Regions from separate parts of the Mus musculus genome. Here region 2 is linked to region 1. Evidence: chromatin contacts called from ENCODE POLR2A ChIA-PET data. All regions are on one chromosome and are shown on one strand. Each heading gives the region's core, a stretch centred on a gene start or an enhancer-like site at or near the end of the contact. The rest is flanking DNA. Distances are from core to core; before and after follow the strand shown. Region 1 holds the start of Cdca5 (cell division cycle associated 5). Region 2 holds the start of Sf1 (splicing factor 1).

Region 1 (2,713 bases), core at 121-2,620:
TCTACTGCATGAGCTACGATCTTCTTCAAGACGATGGCCTTTCTGACTGGGACCGCTGGAGTTGTCTGGGGGGGGTAAAAGAAAGTATTATCCATGAGCTTTACAATAGTTCAAAGCCCTCTAGGTCAGTGTAAAAGTACTTTGGGAGCCGGGCAGTGGTGGTGCACGCCTTTAATCCCAGCACTTGGGAGGCAGAGGAAGGTGGATCTTTGAGTTCGAAGCCGGCCAGGTCTACTAAGTAAGTGAGTTCCAGGACAGCCAGGGCTATACAGAGAAACGTTGTCTCGAGGAAAAAAAAAAAAAGTACTTTGGGGGTGTTGCTGAGAAAAGTTTTCCTTATCTTCTATCCAAGACTTCTCAGCCTCTAAGCCTGGTTCTAAGTTTGTAAGTTCTTGCACCATGTTGGGCACCAACTGTGGAAGCATTGGGCGGGAGTTTTTTGACTCCCTTGCTCCCAAATAACTGCAGGGCATTTCTTCCCCCCAACGCCACTACCTCCTGAGTAAAGGACACAGAGCTGTTATTCAAAGGCTGCTGGCACTATGTTGGGCAGGTTCTGAGCTACTCTAACCCTCTCAGGCTGCCTATCTACCAGTCACACGGTCCTCTACCTGAATCTCAGTCTTACTCTGACTCAATCTGGTCCATGTGTGCCCTCATGACTGCTCTCTCCCTCCTCTTGACCTTAGAGTGAAACCACCTGCTCTCTCCGCGCCTCCCCCTCTCCCACTTCTCTCTCCCTAGACTCTTCCGGACGCCTCAATGGGCGCTGATGTCCCGCCTCCTCTGTCCTCTCCTGCCCAGCCATAGGCTGATCAGCTCTTTATCAACCAATCAGAGATGATTTAAAAAAAAAAAAACAACAGTGAGCCCGGAGGTGCTAGTTAGCCGGACTAAGGATACCTAGGCATAGAAATTAGCATCTGAATACGCAGCGCACAAACCCAACCCCAACACCTGGGGGACCAGGAACTCACCCTCGGCCAGATTTCAGAGAACGAGTTCGGGAGATCTGAGCCAGATTTCCGCTTGGACGACTTCGAAGGCTTAGTAAGTGAAGTCCTGGGCCCTGGAAAGGAAAACACGTTTGATGGTGAGCAAAACTTTGCTCGAAGAAAAGGCGACAAACAAACGAAACAAGATGCTTGACGAGTTCGGAAAAGCAAAAGTCGTTTTCCAACTACCCCTTTGGGGCGTCTTCCACCGGGAGCCAAGTTTTGTTCCCCAAACAACCCCGCTCCACTGCTCCCGTGCTCACCAGACCGCTGGGCAGCCCCTCCTGATCGTGTTCGCCGCTCCGCCATGTGTACGGTCGGGCTCAGTCTCCGCCGCGGTCGCCTACTCAGGCTCGCGCCAACCGGGAACTTTGCTGCTTCAAACGTTCAAATTGCCCGCCTTGCTAGCGAGAAAGCGGAAGTGACACAGGCCGGAGGCGGACCATCCGCTTTTGTTGTCACAGGCTTTACGTCTAGCTAGCAAAAGGCAGAGGCGTATCCTGCGGCGCTGTGGCGTCATCAGCGTGCGCCGCACCCGGAAGAGACGTGGCAGCGGAGGGATAATCAGGCCGGACCTGAAGGGAGCGGAGCTGCAGCTACCGGAGTTGGTGAGCTCAGTCCCCGGCCTTCCGCGCTTTTCATTACCGTACGCACCGGTCACGATCGGCATCGCGGAGGTTCGCGGACATCCAGAATGTGGTCGGCCAGCTGGGGGCGGGTCAAGAGGGGGTGGGTCTTGGGGGCGGGGCTGGTGGTATTGGAGCTGTGCAGAGATCTGGCGAGGGCCTTCCTGGGTCTTGATGGAATGAAGGGTCGGTCGTTTGTGGTACGATCTGTACAGGAGACGTGGCTTTACCCATGCTAAGGCATTATGCTAGAATTTGGTGTTGGGACTGGTGTGAGACGGGACTGAGAGATTTAAAAGAAGAGAACTGGGTTGGTGAAAACAAACTGGCAGCCACCAAAACCTGGCTTCCTGCTAACTGATTTCACCCCACCACACCCTCCAGGATCGGTCATGGGACTTTGCAAGTGCCCCAAGAGGAAGGTGACGAACCTGTTCTGCTTCGAACACCGAGTTAACGTCTGCGAGCACTGCCTAGTAGCCAATCACGCCAAGGTGGGGCGTTTAGAGCAGTGTCTGAGCAGGGCGGGTGGGTGGGCAGACAAGATTGCCTACTTCTAAATCCATGTGGGGACCTATGCTAGACTGTAAGCTCCACAAGGGCAAGAACATGGGGTGTGATGCGCTCTGCTATGCCTTCAGTAGCTGCTCAATAAATGGTCACTCAATAAATGGAACAGATGAAATGATGAGTCTGATGAGAGAAAACGAGGCATTTGAGCCTTGGAGTGGTGTGTGCATCGTGGAGCCTGGGGCACCAGTTGTGACATCTCTCTCCCACTCCAGTGCATCGTGCAGTCCTACTTGCAGTGGCTACAAGATAGTGACTACAACCCCAATTGCCGCCTGTGCAACACACCCCTGGCCAGTCGGGAGACCACCCGTCTTGTTTGCTATGGTGAGGCCTGGGAAGGGGTCAGGGCAGCCCCAGGATCCAGCTTGGATACAGGTTTGATAGCATCTTTCAAGAAGCAAGACAGTGAGTCCCTCAAGCGTGGAGGTCAGAGCCTCAGATCCTGATTCCTTTAGGTACCGTCCTGTTTTATAAAGCCTCAGCAAGCCTTTTCTCTTCGTAGGCCTTAGAATCTTCCCT
Region 2 (2,713 bases), core at 59-2,558, 280 kb before region 1:
CAGTTTTCCTGACCAGTGGACACTTGTCATCAGAACTCTGATTTATTACATTCTTCCCTACATTTACCACACAAGGTTTTCTACTTCTCAGATTACAGGCCCAGAGAAAAAGCCTTTTAAAACAGCACGGGGAAAGCTGGTCACTCTGAGAACCTTCTAGAAAACAAAAGGAGAAAACCTTTAATAAATGATCGAACTCAAGCATCCCTAGTAGCCTTCCGAACTCGCCTCACTGTGAAAGGAGACACTCCTGCCACGGGGCTGCTAAAAACCATCAAGGGAGCCACTCACACCACGTCGTCCCGTGGACCTGACTCTCCTGTCCTCCATAGCAGGAGCTCAGGGGGCAACAGGTGGCTTCTTCCAAAACTACCACAATTGCGCCACAAAGCCTGAACGCCTCACTGCGTCTGCGCGAAGAACGCTTCCTCCCGCCCTTCTGGTTCTCGCGGTGCGCGTGCGCAATCGAAGCCTCCCAAACCAGGCCGCGCGTTCCCCGTGGCGCGTCCGCCCGGGCCTCCCGTGCGCGCGCGCGCGTCCTCGCCGCGTCCAACCGCGGTGGCGTTGCCCCTCCGTCGGCCGGTTCGGTTCGCCCGACGACTCTCGCGCTCTATCGGCCCGACTCACCTCCGCCGCCACCGGGCTGGCCCGGCTGCTGGTCCTGGCGCGGAGGCGACCCTCGCTGAAAAGAGCGGCGGCGGCGCGGGGGCGGCTGCTATGGCGGGTACGAGGCCGGGGGCGGCGGCGGTGACGGCACCGCCGCTAAGGACAAGGCCGTGGTTAGGGCCCCCGGCAGCGGCGTCCCGAGCGCCAATAGGCTGGGCTTGAAGCTGCCTCTGGGCCCAGGAAGTGGGGAAAGGCCTGGTAGGCCCAGCTTACCCAGCGGCGTGGCGTTCGCTCCGGTCGCCATGGCGCCCCAGGGGACCGGCAGCAGCGGTTCCTCGTCCTCCGCGGCGACTTCTCCTTCACGAACCTTCCGGGAGCTGGAGGTGGGGGGGAGGGGACCCGACTACGCGGCTGAAGAGCGCGGGGAGCCCGTCCTCTCACGCGGCGGGCGGCGGCGGCGCCAGACGCACAAAGAGGGAGGAGAAAGGACGCCGCGGGGGCGGGCTCGGGGCGGAGGGGCCGCGGCCTGGATTGGGCCGGCCCGAGGTGAGGTCGGAGGCAGCGGCCTCCGATTGGTGGAGCACTGGCTCTTTTCAATATGGGTCGGGATTGGCCGAACCGTTAGGCCCGGCGACGAAATGGCGGCGGGGCCGGGGGAACTGGGAGGTGTCGCAGCGCGCACTCCTTGTTACTGCGCGGACTGAGGCCAGAGTGGCAGGGGAATAGGAGGGGGCAAAGTCTGTGACGTGAGAGAACGGCTAGCTCATTGGCTGAAACCGATGGAGGTAAGCGCCTCGGCGTCGTAGTGCCACACGATTGGCTGAAACGATTCCCCTCCCCCAGGAGCCAGCCGCTCGAGAATGGAGAAAGCCGGGAGGAGAAGCCGGAACCAAGGCGGAGAGCAGGGGTGCGCATGCGTAGGGAGGGCACGCGTGTCCCCGCCCCCTTCCCCAGAGGGGCGGAACGGAGGCCTTAAGTGACGTTAGTCATTGTGCTAGAGGTAACTAGGGACCGCGGCGAAGGGGCGGGCTCGAGCTGACGAACAGGATACGTCGAAGCTGCAGGTAGAGTAGAGAAAGACTTCCTGTTTTCTCTGAAAAATAGTGTTACGAAATGGCTCAAAACTAGGGTAGTTGGTGGGTGTATTTAAAGACTTTATTTCATTCCGGTACAAGGTAGCCAAGTAGCCTGTCACCCGAGAACTTGAAAGGCTGAGACAGGAGAGCTGACATGAGTTTGGGGCTAACCTGGGGTACAGTATATCTGTCTCAAAAAATCCAGGTTCAATGGCACATACTAACTCTTGTAAAGGAAAAGTCAGGCGCTCCAAGTCCTTCTTGGAGAGGGGAGAGAAAGTCATTTCAAAAGTTAGTCTAAAAGTGTGCACTTCCAGGGAAATCTCAATGCGTTGGAAATTTGTTTCGGGTACCTTAAAATTACCCATAAAAATGGTAGGGAACTTGTAAATGAGACTGAGGCCAAACATTCCTTCCCATGAAATAAACATGAGAGTAATGAAACAGGTTAGCACAACATAATAGAACTGGGGATAGATAGGGTTCTCACAGAGAGGTTATTTAGACCCAGTAGGGGAAACAGTGTTTAATATGTAATTAGAGTGGCTAGAGAAATAGCAGATAAGACCAGGCACTGGCTACTCTTCCAGAGTCCCAGGTTGGATTCCTAGAACCTAAATGGTGACTCACAACCATCCGTAACTTCAGTCCCAGGATATCAGAACCCTCTTCTGGCCTCACAGGCACTGCATATATATGGTGCACAGACTTATATGCAGACAAAACACCCATATACATAAGACTAAGTAATCTTTTAAAATGATGTAGAAAAGTAGACATGTAGACAACAGAAGGTTTGGAGTAATCTAGGAATAAAGAGACTACAAAGATAAGAAACTCAAGTATGGTGGATGGTACAAGTCAACAGACTATGACAGGTAGGGAGGAAATGGCCATAGAACAGAGAAAGAGCAAATGTCTGGGCAGAAAATACAATTGAGTGGTAGAACCTAGCACATGTAACTCCCAGATTACATCAGCAGACATGTGAAAGTAGAAAAGCCAACTGTAATACCCAAGAAACCTATCAA

Evidence for each region. ChIA-PET counts read pairs that join two places held with the same protein, here RNA polymerase II (POLR2A).
Region 2: POLR2A ChIA-PET joins it to region 1 with 24 read pairs in embryonic stem cell. The contact joins the promoter of Sf1 here to the promoter of Cdca5 in region 1. POLR2A ChIA-PET finds 5 or more read pairs at or near these places in 4 of 5 experiments (Patski and embryonic stem cell).

The regions. Positions count from the first base shown.
Region 1 is chr19:6,083,754-6,086,466 of GRCm38, reverse strand. Cdca5 (cell division cycle associated 5) reads right to left here and starts at 1,370. Exons shown (of 6, transcript NM_026410.3): 1 at 1,259-1,370; 2 at 978-1,069; 3 at 1-65. The coding sequence starts at 1,304. It overlaps Zfpl1 (zinc finger like protein 1), which reads left to right and starts at 1,492. Exons shown (of 8, transcript NM_024231.3): 1 at 1,492-1,603; 2 at 2,006-2,115; 3 at 2,407-2,518. The coding sequence starts at 2,014.
Region 2 is chr19:6,362,285-6,364,997 of GRCm38, reverse strand. It overlaps Sf1 (splicing factor 1), which reads right to left and starts at 1,308. Exons shown (of 13, transcript NM_001110791.1): 1 at 880-1,308. The coding sequence starts at 910. It overlaps Gm14966 (predicted gene 14966), which reads left to right and starts at 1,288. Exons shown (of 3, transcript NR_168058.1): 1 at 1,288-1,391.